2 separate regions of the Mus musculus genome follow, and region 2 is linked to region 1. Evidence: chromatin contacts called from ENCODE Hi-C or POLR2A ChIA-PET data. All regions are on one chromosome and are shown on one strand. Each heading gives the region's core, a stretch centred on a gene start or an enhancer-like site at or near the end of the contact. The rest is flanking DNA. Distances are from core to core; before and after follow the strand shown.

Evidence for each region. Hi-C counts contacts between places; a loop is a spot of excess contacts on that map. ChIA-PET counts read pairs that join two places held with the same protein, here RNA polymerase II (POLR2A).
Region 2: a loop to region 1 is called in a map of left cerebral cortex, with 2.6 times the contacts of the local background. The contact joins the promoter of Ufd1 here to the promoter of Tango2 in region 1. A Hi-C loop is called at or near these places in 1 of 37 maps with a recorded cell type or tissue (left cerebral cortex). POLR2A ChIA-PET finds 5 or more read pairs at or near these places in 2 of 5 experiments (both embryonic stem cell).

The regions. Positions count from the first base shown.
Region 1 is chr16:18,340,635-18,347,210 of GRCm38, reverse strand. It overlaps Tango2 (transport and golgi organization 2), which reads left to right and starts at 3,301. Exons shown (of 9, transcript NM_001359109.1): 1 at 3,301-3,413.
Region 2 is chr16:18,808,842-18,815,417 of GRCm38, reverse strand. It overlaps Ufd1 (ubiquitin recognition factor in ER-associated degradation 1), which reads right to left and starts at 3,124. Exons shown (of 12, transcript NM_011672.4): 1 at 3,001-3,124; 2 at 456-588; 3 at 57-89. The coding sequence starts at 3,003. Cdc45 (cell division cycle 45) reads left to right here and starts at 3,446. Exons shown (of 19, transcript NM_001358206.1): 1 at 3,446-3,903; 2 at 4,054-4,113; 3 at 4,937-5,029; 4 at 6,549-6,576. The coding sequence starts at 3,853.

The sequences.
Region 1 (6,576 bases), core at 2,052-4,551:
CTCTTATCCTGAGTGCACTGGAAATGAGCAACTCTTCTGGGCTGTCGGTGTTTCCCAAGGCCCCTTACAGATAGTGCTAATGGAGGCCAGGGTGTGTGTGTGTGTGTGCGTTTGTGTGTGTAGGGGGTCTACCCAGATGGTCATATTTCACCCACCTATGCTGAGTCCAGTGTGCTCACCCAATAAGGGTTGCTTGGTGAAGACAAAGAAAGTAAATGCCTGGAGCAGGAGCTCACTTCTGGGTCGCCTACAATACAAATTGATACCAGGAGCTTTTCAGAGTCAAGGCAGTTGCTACTAATCCGTTGGTATTGCTACTTGAAATGAACACCATTTGGCATCCTGGTATTGAGATATTGTTGCAGCTCTGGCAAGGCAGAGTGAGCAACTCTAAGAAAGCAGAGTCTTCCAAGAAGGTAGCTCTCTCTAGGTAAAGCTGTAACTACAGCTCTCTACTAACTACAGCTGTCTTTCTGGTTAAGTTGCTGTGTGGTGGGGACTCTCTTTCCTCAGTTAGAAGTGGATTTAGTCAATCCAGCTCTACCCTGGCCCGTACTCATCCTGGAGCACCTCTCTTGAAGACCCCATAGCTCTGGATCATACCACTTCCCCATACTTGCTGATGGGACAGAGGCTGAACAGGTTTTTCTCTGCTAGAAGAGGGCAAAAGGGAGACATAGCCTCCCAGTGTAGGAATGTCCCCTTTTAGAGACCTGGCTGCTTTAGAGCCTGATCATCAGCTGCATAGAGGAAATCAGGGTGGATAGAGACAGCTCAGATAGGTTTCAGGGCTGCTATCTTACAGTCTCCTTACCAGGGCCAATAATGAATATCTCCCCCCTTCTCTCTGCCTCTCTGTCTCTCTGTTTGTCTCTCTGTCTTTCTCTCTGTCTCTGTCTCTCTCTCTCTCACTGTGTGTGTGTTTCTTGCTCTGTCTGTCTCCCCCCCCCCCACTCCCCCCCCCACTCCCCCCCCCCCATCCTCCTTATCCATCCAGCTGCTGGCCATTTCTGTAGGGATAGTGCTGGGGAAAGCCACAGAGAGGAAGTGTTTGTCAGGAAGAACTTCCTAACTAGTTGGCACTTAAATCCTAAAAAGGTGTTTACAAAAAGTGGTGAGCTCCCATTCGAGGAATGAACAATGAGCCAGACTCAAATGGGAGAGAATGTCAGAGTGCATAACTATTAAAAAAAAAAAAATAGGGGCAGGAATTGGATCCCCTTCCCCTAATTTGGACTGCCTAGTTGGGCCTCAGAGGGAGAGGGTGTGCTGGGATTAGATGTCCCAGGGTGGGGTGGTACCCAAGGGGGGCTCCCCCTTCTATGAGGAGGAGGGGAGGGTGTAATAGGGGGTTGGATTTGGGACTGGGAGGAGAGGAAGGAGGGGAGCTGCTATCAGGATGTAAAGTTAATAAATAATTAAGGAAAAAATTGGGGCAGAGGTTCAAATCCCCCCCGCCCCCAAAGGGCCACCTGCTGCCTGTGATGGGATTCGAACCACTGTTCAACATGTTCTTACATCTCTCTTTATGGATAGGATTGATGAGAAAGCATATCCAGCCATTGTCCCACTCTGAATTCATGGCTTGGTGCTTTGGGGACAAGCTACTGTGTATCTGCTATATCCCAGACCATGCTCTTTTAGCCTCAAGCCCGTGTCCTGCTTGTCCATGACTACCTCTTAGTCCTGTAGACCAAGTGATCTGGCAGCTCAGATGGAGACAGCTGGCAGGAGCACAGGGTGACTGTGCTAAGCTGGAGGAAGAATGGAAGTGCCTAGCTAGGTCTGCCACCTGCTGGCCAGGAGTCATAGTCTCCGGAGTCTGGTCATGTTTGCAAATGATTTCCTTTAGTTCTCAGGAGGAATGCTGGTGAGGCTGTGTGAGAGAGGGCAGAGCTGTGACTGGGTCTGGCTACAGCCTTGCTTTCGCCTCTCTGAGTTCCAGTTTTCTGCAAAACATCAGCATTGAAGTTTGGGACCATGGCACCTAGATCGTCCAGGCAGCTAATGCCACTTGGCATTTTTTTTTTTTTTTTTTTTTAGATTTATTTATTTTTTTTTTATTATATGTAAGTACACTGTAGCTGCCTTCAAACACTCCAGAAGTCAGATCTCATTACGGATGGTTGTGAGCCACCATGTAGTTGCTGGGATTTGAACTTCGGACCTTTGGAAGAGCAGTCGGGTGCTCTTACCAACTGAGCCATCTCACCAGCCCGGCATTTTTTTTTTAAATCAATTACATTTTATTTTGTGAGTATATACCACAATGCACATGTGGTGATCAGAGAACAACATAAAGGACACAGATCTCTCCTTCCACCATGTGGATCCCAAGGATGGAACACAGGTGGCCAGGTTTGACAGCGAGCATCTATACCCAGGCAGCTATCTTGCTAGCCCTTTATTTTACTTCAAGTGAATAGCTTAACTGCTCTGAGCAATTATATTTACATCTCTCAAGTGGAGTGAATGAGAACTGGGTATCAAGTCAACTGGGTTGAGAGTCTGTAGTACAGTATCATTGTCTTTAATGTGGTTGTGATCCTTGTACTGAGTACTCACTTTGGGGAGGACCTCTGATGCTCCCTCCACCTTAGCGATGGATGCTCAAGCCCCTTACACAACCTGATATTAACAGGTACAGGAAGCCCCCAGTGATTGTCCTGGCCCTGTTCTAAATGTCCCAGTCATTGTCCAAACATAGCTCAAGCATGGTAAATTCCTCATCCTTGGGGGTCTGGACTCACAGAACAGCCTCTGTGACTTCTTAAGGACTATGGAAGGCACGGTGGAGCAGAAGTCCGTGTTCTGTGTTGTTTTTTAGTGCAGGGAATACAATAGATGAGAAGTCAGAGGCCAAGGATACAGGCAGTCTAGTAAGACTTGGAGGCGACAAAGGGAGGGGAGGGCTATCTGGGACAGATGATATGGTCTAGAGATAAAGACCAGGACTTTGTCTAAAGGGGGTGGAGGTGGGTCCAGCGCCTGAACCGGGCGGGGTGCAGGGTCTCACAGAGATAACCCACAGGCTGAGGAGCTGTGGCTGCATGAAAGGACCAGATGCCCACACAGCTCCAGCCTTGGTGCATCGCCAGCCTTGGTGCATCTCCAGTCTTGGTGCAGCTGCGGGGGCGGAGCGCTATATCTCTAAGCGACAGCACATACGGCCAACAAGGCCGCGGTTCTGGGTTCGATGCTCCGCCCTTCGCTGCTGCGCCCAATAGCGAGCGCTCTGGAGGCGGGCCGGGCGGGTTCTGGGCTGGAGGCTAAAGCCCGCGGGTGCGGCACCCGGAAGTCGGCGGCGGCGGAGGCGGTGAGTGTGCAGCGGGTGGCTGGGGCTAGCGGGCTGCGCTCCTGGCGGGGCTGACCCAAGGTCGGGCGCCGGGCTCCTGGAACGCGGTCTGGATCAGGTTGGTCGAGGACGAGGCGGTCCGCCCCTTCTCGTCATAATTCAGTTTTCCCTTTCCAAGGCATTAAATGGAAACTAAACGGCCTGCTGGTTCGGGACTCTAGTCTGACAGACCAGACCAGACTGTCTCTGATAATTGAAAGCAAAACCCTCACGGTACTGGAAGATGTTTCTATTTATCCCTGTCAGGATTGGGTGCGGGGAAGGGTCTCGGCAGCAGGGGCAGACTTGCTGTGTAAGAGGCTAGATTGGCGGGACAGAGAGCTGCATGGTTGTTGCAGGGTGAAGGGCTGCAGTCTCCAGTGTCAAGAATTACTCTGGAGCCTAGTCATGTCGCCCCTCTCACTCTGAAACCTCCGATGGGGCCTTGGGCTTCACAGAATGTCAGAGTAGACAGCAAGTGCTGGGTCATTCTTATGCCTGATATGGGCTTTACTGGGCTGGCGTAGTGAACCCTTGCTCAGAACGGGAGGACATTGCGTGTAGGCTGCATCCAGGCCAGGTCTGGCCCCACTCTAGGCTCATTGGCAGCTGAGGTTTTGCTTGTTTGCCTCTTGGACAGTGGACAAGGAGGCCCTGATGTTGAGATCCATCCATGTACCCTCAGCATCTTTCCTATGTTTCCTTCTGCCCGATAAGTCATGTCTTTAGAGTGCACCCTATGCCCTTGCAAATGCCTTGCTCAGCAGACCTGTCTGCTGTCTGGGCCTGCTGACTACCGTTTTGCCACTACTAAGCTCAGCCATCTTCTATGGGGTAGATGTGACAGCTATAAGGGACAGGTGAGAGACATGTCCTCTAGACAATTTTTTAAGGTAGTTTCATTAGTCCAACCTTGTACATAGTGAAGTAAACTCTAGCCAAGGAGGCATGTGTTTCCAAGGCTGCTGCAAGCCAGGGTGATTGGCTTCCAGGCCCGTGCTTCTTCCCCTTTCCCTGAGACCTCCTGGGTCATGTGGTCTGCTGGAGAGGGTGACTGTTCCCAGATAGAACAGAGCCTCTGCCCCTCCTCCAGATTCCTAGTGTTGCTGCTGGGATGTGAGATGCTGTGGTGCTCACATCTCTTCAGGTTCCCCCACATGGTCCCCAATCCCACATTTTCATTTTACTTTTGTGTCTTTATTTTACTTTAAGTGTTTGGGGGACACATGGCAGAGGGGCCCAGCTCCCAGCTGTCAAGTCAGCAGCCTGAGAATTTCCCCTAGTTTTAAGGACCTAGTCTCAGATCACACCAGGCTTTGATGATGAAAAGAATTCCAGGCTAGCCAGTTTAGGAAGCAGAGTTGGAGATTGTGTTAAAGATATTTAAATAGAGGCTTAAGTATGAAGATTAGGCACAAAAGAGGTGCCCAAAAGAAAAAAGTAAAACATACTTCAGAGCTTGGGCTCGGAGCTTCTCCGCTTCTCTGATGCATCTCATTGAGTGAGGTTTAAAAGTCCTGTCTTATTCATGGCTCCTAACTAGGTTCAAAGTCAAAAGTTCAGCCCTGGGAATAGAGGAAGGTAGGATATCTTACTGTCAACAGTTTTGTTTGAGGTTCTCTAACTGTGTCTGGGAAGAGAGATAAGGCCATACCCAAGATCATATGCATTTTTTTCAGGCCTTAAGTGTATTGTTATCTTAACATAAAATACCTGTAAATGAGGCCAGGCATGGAGGCTCACACCTTTAATCCCAGCACTTGGGATGCAGAAGCAGGCAGAACTCTGTGAGCTTAGTCAGGGCCACACAGTGAGAACTTGTCTCAAAACAAACAAACAAACAAACAAATGTAAAAATATCTGTATATGAAAATCCTGGTAAGCGTCGGCACCCGTAGCACTGACTGTGCTGGGCCACTTGCTTTTTGCTGGCAAACGCATTAACCCTGGTCCAGGAGGAGGTCCTGCCCTTGCTTCTCTTCACGTCATTGGCCTGTGTCTCCACCCTGCCTCAGCTAGATGCAGTCTGATCACCTACTTGCTCTCATATATGGTACCCCTTAGCCCTTCCCTGGATGTGGGTGACCGATCACCTGTACAAAGAACAGGACAGGAAGGCTTGGAGGAGTTCTAGAAACAGAGCCAAGTTTGTTGTTGACACTAGGTGGGGAAGAGCCAGAGTTCGTCCTTTGGTGATGTGTCAGTCAGCTTACAACAGTAGTAACTGTGAGTCTGGCGTGTGTTGACTCAGACCACAGGGCCTGCTTGGTAAAGGGCTCCTGACAACAAGATCACCTCAAGCCAACTTGATTTTTTGAGATAATCTGTACCATTTTCACCTCTTACCTCAACTATTCATTGTTTGTTCTTTGAGGCAATATAGTCTTGATGAGACTAGAACTTGCTATGTTGCCCAGGCTGGCCTTGAGCTCCTGGCTGTCTTATTTCTTGGCCTCCAGGGTGCTGTCAACTTTAATATTCTGTGTGTGTGTGTGTCTGTGTGTGTGTGTGTCTGTGTGTGTGTGTCTTGCTATGTCACCTAGGCTGACATTGAATTGGCCATCCTCCTGTCTCTGCCTCCTAGGTTGGAGGATCACAGGTGTGCATGCTACACCCAGCTCCCCTTTGAGATTTCAAAAGTCATGTATACAAACTTAAAAAAAAAAATGCCTCCATGTCCCAGCAACTACTCCCATGGTATACTGCTGACACTTGTGTCTACTGGCAAGGTGTCTTAGTGCTTGCCTCTATCCTCTCTGGAGAAGCTGTGAGCTAGAGATGGCTCTATAGTTAAAAGCACTTGTTCTTGTTTGTTTGTTTATTTCAAGACAGGGTTTCTCTGTATAGTCCTGGCTGTCCTGGAACTCACTTTGTAGACCAGGCTGGCCTCAAACTCAGAAATCCGCCTGCCTCTGCCTCCCGAGTGCCACTTGTTCTTGCACAGGTTCTGGGTTTGGCTCCTAGCAACCAGATAGCGCCTTCCAGGAAACCTGACATCCTCTTTGACCTTTGCAGGCACCAGGAATGCATATGGTACACATAGGCATGCATGTAAGCTAACTATCAGATGCATAAATAAATTATTTTAAAGATATATTTATTTTATGTATATGAGTATACTGTAGCTGTCTTCAGACACACCGGAAGAGGGCATCAGATCCCATTACGGATGGTTGTGAACCACCATGTGGTTGCTGGGAATTGAACTCAGGACCTCTGAAAGAGCAGTCTTATCCACTGAG
Region 2 (6,576 bases), core at 1,875-4,374, 470 kb before region 1:
CAATGAAAAGCCCATGCCCATTTCTGGCTTCCCGTACTTATATAGAAAGTACTTACTGAGTTGATCGAGGGCTGAGGGTGGCATAATTACTGTGAAAAGAATATTTCAGGAATATTAAGTAAATAAAAACAAAAGGGTAGACCAAAGGCAAGATGTATACTTTCTGATGCATCTTTTAAAAGCTTTAAACAGTGGTTTGGGGCTAGCCAGAATTTCATAACGACTTTTCATAAAGAATCTTACTTGAAGTAATTTATTTTTGTGCTCTGAATGGCATTTAGTCAACAAACATAATTAGCACCCTACTCCCACCACCCATGCCTTAGGACAGTGACATTTTTACTATAATGTTAGTGTCTGGTGCCCACATGCAAACTAAGGGCTATAGAAGGCTACAGGGCTCATAGAGTTTAGGGCAGGAAAGGTTACTATTCAAAATAAAAACAGGCACATACTCTTCCCTCCTTTCTCCACATCTGACCTGTCATTAGGCCCTGCTAGCATGGACACGGAGAAGCAGCGGTACTGCGTGGAGAAGCGGTTCTGGAAGACCCGGGGAATCGGGTGGTCAAACATGTTGAAAGAAAACTAGGAGAAAGAAAGAAAGAAATGGTATTATTATTAAAACAAAGAAACAAAGGCACTGTAAAAAAAAAAGAGGCTGGTCATCAAGTCCTGAATCCCGGTGACCTTGACTTAGCCTCCCACATAACAAATGTACACAAATGTGCACTGTATCTACCTCAAAGGTATGTTTCTTTAGGCCAAGCACTAACATAGCAAGTCATCAGTGCGTATAAATGTGGTCAAAGAACACAGCAAACTAAAATCTCAACTAACCAGAATGTTCTTTTGACCACCTCGGCGGCACGGTGAACCTCAAATCCTTCTTGTGCCTCCCAAACTCATCCCTCAGGTCCAGTTTCTATTATCTATAGACAGTGCAACTTTACTAAATATAAAACCAGGCCTTCCCCTCCTATTCTTCTGCTACTATTCCCTATTCTCAAGATGGATCAAGGCTGGGCCTTACATACACTTCACAGAGACTCATTACTGACCATCCACCATCTCCTAACCTAACGTTTCTGTCTCTGGACTTGTAACTCCACCTGGAGCCCTTTCCCCACCATCCTTAACTTAGAAGCCACCTCTTTTCCTGAGTGCCTACCATTTGTGTGGCTCCAATCTGGACTTTAGGGGATATCACTTTAGTAATGTTTGGGTACTGCAGGCAGATATCACCTCTGCCCTGGGGAACTTGATATGAAAGACAAGGAAGATAACAATAAAATACCTATGTCTAGGAGTTTTAAAGACAAGAAACAGGTATCGGGACAGAGAGCACCCGAGAATGGATGTTAACCAAGTGTTCAGGAGGAGACCCTCATTAAAGACCTACATGTCTGAGTGTCAACTGGGCAAGAAACCCAAAAGAGCATTGCAGGTGGTGAAAAGCAGATGCCCATGTATGTATTCCTCCACCTGGCTTTCAGTAACAATGCTTTTTCTTCTTCAGCAAGCCTCCCTTGCTTTGGCAGGGGTCAGAGTTAGTGCTTCTCCTGGTGCTCACAGCACAGAACAGACCTGCACACTGCATATCAAGTATTTTCTCATACCAGCCAGCAAAGTCAAGACACGAAGAACTACATCCAAGACAGTCTGCTGACCTTCACATGCACATACGGGCTCACATACCCACCCGAAGGCTTCTATTCTCAAGCCCACGTGCACACCAACATCCCCCACCAATAAACTGTTCTTCAGTTACTAGTACACAAGTTTTCAGTCTTTTTTTTTTTTTTTTTTGGTTTATTCGAGACAGGGTTTCTCTGTATCGTCCTGGCTGTCCTGGAACTCACTTTGTAGACCAGGCTGGCCTTGAACTCAGAAATCTGCCTGCCTCTGCTTCCCTAGTGCTGGGATTAAAGGCGTGCTTCAGTCTTTTATCTTTTTCTTTAAGTACCAGAACTGTGTGACTCAGTCTTAGGTGCATAACCCACAAAGCCCTTTTTTGAGCCATGGGGTTGGGGGGTGGGGGGTGTGTGCTCGTCAAAGCATCTTCACCTATGCCATCCATCTAACCTACTGCTTCTCTCTGGAACATAAACAACGTACATGAAGTATGCAACACCCGAACGGTATCCTTCCAACTCAGCCACCAATGAACATGAGCTTCTATCATCCATGTTACTTCCTTTAAAGCTTTTATGCCTAACACATCAAACACTCAGTGCTGGTTATGTAAATGAACTTAGACAGGGACTTACTGTGACACTCAGGATAAAAATCTAATAATCACTTCTTGTTTTTAACAAACAAACAAATGGCACGGAGTCAACACTATATACAGGAGTGATGAGACATCACTGCAGCCGGATGGACTTGACTTCCAACCTCTGAGCCTCACTTTCCTGAGTACCACCTCTCTAAGTTTTAGTTCTACCGGTAAATATAATAACTACGTACCTATGTTCCATGGGGAATGCAGGAATTAAATAAGTATACGTTGATAGAAAAAAGGCGCACTACATATTACCTATTGTCGTTATCACAACGTGATGAACACAACGTGACATACAGCCTAAGACATGATTTCTACTAAATAAAAGGTCAGGGAACTTTGGCTGAGCTTAATGTCCTTCGTTTTCTCCTCCCTCGCGCCACTCCCCCAAGAAATCTCCAGTTAACTCCGAGTTCATGGAAACTTGTTGCGTGTCGAGCACTTATGAGAACTATCGACATAAAGTAGCAGGTTCCTTTTTACTCTCGGGGCTGCTGTCCCGCCGAAAGGCATTCGAGTCATGACTCGGACAAGCTAAGAAGAAAAGAGGTGGCTCGTAATTATGGGTCCCACTTGGGACAGAAGCTCTCGGGACAGTGTCGGGGCCCGACGCAGGCCCGGGTGACTCGGCACCTCCGCCACCAGGTCCAGGCCCTCCCTGCCAGCTCCAGGGGCAACTCTGGCATCATCCGGTTCGCGATCCCCGGTCAACTCACCATGACTGACAGCGTTTGGTGATGCCGCTTCTTTTCCTGAACCTTACAATAAAAACCCACAGCTCCCTCTTTGCAGTCCAGGCCACTGCTCTGAAACCCAGAAACCGCGAGAGGCTCGCCGGAAGTGACGGAACACCGCAGGGGATGGGGTACGGAGGCCTGAAGTCAGCGGCGGAAAAACAGAAAGTCATGGGAAGGCCTGAGGTTTGAATATTACTTAAAGTAAACATTAAAACACTTGATAATTGATTTCACAGGATAGCGACTGTTTATAATGTTTAGATAGTACTCTCTTCCAAACAACTTGATAGGAGCCGTTCTCCTTACGGACTACAATACCCAGAATGCAGCTAGAGTTTCCGGCGTTGATCCCGGCCATCATGGATTCGGGCGGAAGTAATCTATAGCTCACTCTAATTCGACGAACCGTGTATTGGAAACTTATTGGAAACACATTCAAATAATGTGTGACTGAATTTACTTTATGTCTAAGAGTATATTGTTTTCTAAGTATGCCAGGGTCAGATAATAGACCTTCCTTCCCGAAGTAAAGATGTCTGCCAAACATAGGTGGTTTTGGGTGACTGGACGTTAGCGTCAACACCGGCAACAAGGTTCGCAGCCTGAGGAAAGATGTTTCATTTTTTGAGGGACGGGCGGGTCTTATCCAGCTGCGAATAGCAGAGCATTATTGGCTGTCCCCAGTAGGAACCAATCAGAAAGGAGGAAAGGCTAAGAATTATTGGCTGCTGGCGTGGACCAATCAGAAGAGCTGTGATTTGGCGGGAGTCTTGACGACCTCCGGGGCTGTCCGTGTCTCAGCGCCAGTTCTAGGTATCCGCCGCTGTGGCTATGTTCGTGACCGATTTCCGCAAGGAGTTCTACGAGACGGTCCACAACCAGGTGACTCCCATTCCACGATCCTGATCCAAACCTTATCTGGGGGCTGGGGAGAAGAGGGCGAGTGTCCGTGGATGGGCCGGGAGGTCAGAGAGTTGCCACAGAGTTTAGCGTCCCTGTGTTCAACTCATCTGTCCACGTTTGCTTCTACAGAGGGTCCTTCTCTTTGTGGCCTCGGACGTGGATGCCTTGTGTGCTTGCAAGATCCTCCAGGTGAGCTTTGAATACCTTAGGAAGGTAGGACAGGAGGGAGAGGTGACAGATCAGGGTTGGCCCCAGCAGGGGGTAGGTCACAGAAGGGGAGGGACCAGAAGGAGCAGGCAGGAGGTGAGGAACCCAAAATATCCTCTCTGACCTATACTGGAGCTAGAGAGAAGTATAGTGCAAACAGTGAGACAAGTACGTAGTGTTTTATACAGTAACCCAAGTGAAAATGGTTTCACTTCTGAAATCTTTGAATTTGTAAATGACCTCTCAAAGATGGAATTTGAGAGAGGAGATGTGACAGTGGGGAGTGGTATAATAGGGAGTGCAGGAAATACAGGAGCCCCGAGTCTATTAGAGAAGATTGTTAGTTTGGGCTCTGACCATAGTGTGGTTTGTTTTTTTGTTTTTGTTTTTTCAAGACAGGGTTTCTCTGTGTAGCCCTGGCTGTCCTGGAACTCACTTTATAGACCAGGCTGGCCTCGAACTCAAATCCATCTCCCTCTGCCTTCCGAGTGCTGGGATTAAAGGCGTGCGTGCGCCACCACACCCGGCTCATAGTGTGGTTTTTACAATGTGCTGGGGTTAGGAATTTTTCAGAACCCCTGTAATTAAAATTAGGGTATTTTTTTTCTCTTAATGTTTTACTTTGGCACACTGTACAGATTCAGATTGAATTCTTGCTCACAGCCTTGCCACGTAGCTTCTCCTATTGACCTTTTACCAAACAGCATATCACATAGATCTTTGTCTCAACTCAACTAGTCTGCTTCTGGTGATTGCAGGTAAGTTATCTTTAATGAGGGTTTCTGACCACATGCTCTCTCTCCAGGCCCTGTTTCAGTGTGACCACGTCCAGTATACGCTGGTTCCGGTTTCTGGGTGGCAAGAACTTGAAACTGCATATCTTGAACATAAAGAGCAGGTATGAACTAATGAATTGGAGAATAATTAGGCCACTCTACTCAGTGGCAGGTTCTTAATACTTAGCATTTGTCCAGTTCTGAAGTAGGAGAAGGGTGTTTTTGAAGTATCAGTTTTATTAGGCTTAAAGTTATGGTGGCGGAATCAACATTTGCCAAGGAACCACCAATTTAAGGTAGGTTTGAACTACATCTAGCAAGACTGAGGCCAGCCTGGGCTACACGACAAGATCCTGTCTCAAAAATAAAAACAGTTTAGTTGTGGGCAGCACCTACTCTGACCTCACTTGTTGTTTCCATTTATTTATTTATTTTGTATCCCATATCAGCCTCCTTCCTCCTAGTTACCCCCCCCCACAGTACCTCCTCCTATTCCCTTTTCTGAGAAGGAGAACCACCCCCCCTTACAGGGTGTTACCCCCCCCACCCCCACCCTCCCAGCTCATCAAGTCACTGCAGGACCTCTCCCACTGAGGCCAGACAAAACAGCCCAGTTAGGGGAATGGAATCCACATAAAGGCAACAGAGTCAGAGCAGCCCCCTCTTGAGTTGTTGGGGATCCACGTGAAGATGAAGCTGCACTTGCTACATATGTGTGCAGGGGGAGTGGGGGGCAGCAGGCTAGATCCAGCTCATGCTTGCTCTTGGGGAGGGGGTTCAGTCCTAACCTCACTTATTTCATTAGGATACACTACTGCTCTATGTTATCTCTAGAAAATGCATTCCAGTTATCAAACACGTTTTCACTTTGGAATTAAACGGTAGAACCAAGACTCCTTACCTCTGCCTGGGACCAGATGAGAATGGGTTATTGAAGGCCCTATAGGGAATGGGTAGGGCATGTCAAAATGCATTTGGAGTCCCTGGCTGCTTCTAGGATGACTTGGAAGAGATTCATTTATAATTTGAAGTACTTATATCAGTCGAGTTTTTTACCTCCAGTATTTTGAGACAAGATCTTATTTGCTAGCCGAGGACAATCCTCCTTCCTTGGCCTTCAAAGTGTTGTATTACAGGTGTGAGCCCATAGGCAGGCAATTTGGTGTTACTAAGGAAAGGTTTTACCTATAGTGATTGTTTGATAAAGGATCTAATATTGAGGAGGCCACGTGAGGCTGCCCAAGATTTACTGCAAGCCTAACCCACACAGTGCTGGTGATGTGGTAAGCTGTAGGGGACATTGCAGCAACATTTTGGCATTGAGCAACAGCCCGCGAGACTGGTATGTGTGTGTGTGAAGTCCTGCTCCTGTTCTTCATTAGCTATTTGTGTACAAGTCTTGAGTTTGCAGAGCCTCGGCGTGCTCTTCAGGAAGCAAGAAGAGCCCCAGAACCTATTTTACAGTGTCATCATGGAAAGGCTGTAACCAAGCCAGCTGTGAGCAGTTTTCAAGCCACTTAGCATTCCTCCTGGGCCTTGCCATAATGTGCTCAATGGAGGAGCACAGGGACTGGCAGTGCTGGGGAGGAGCGGCCTCCTAGGTGCAGTGTCTCCTTTACAGTGCCTCGTCCTGTTTTTCAGTTCTCCTATTTCATCCTCATAAACTGTG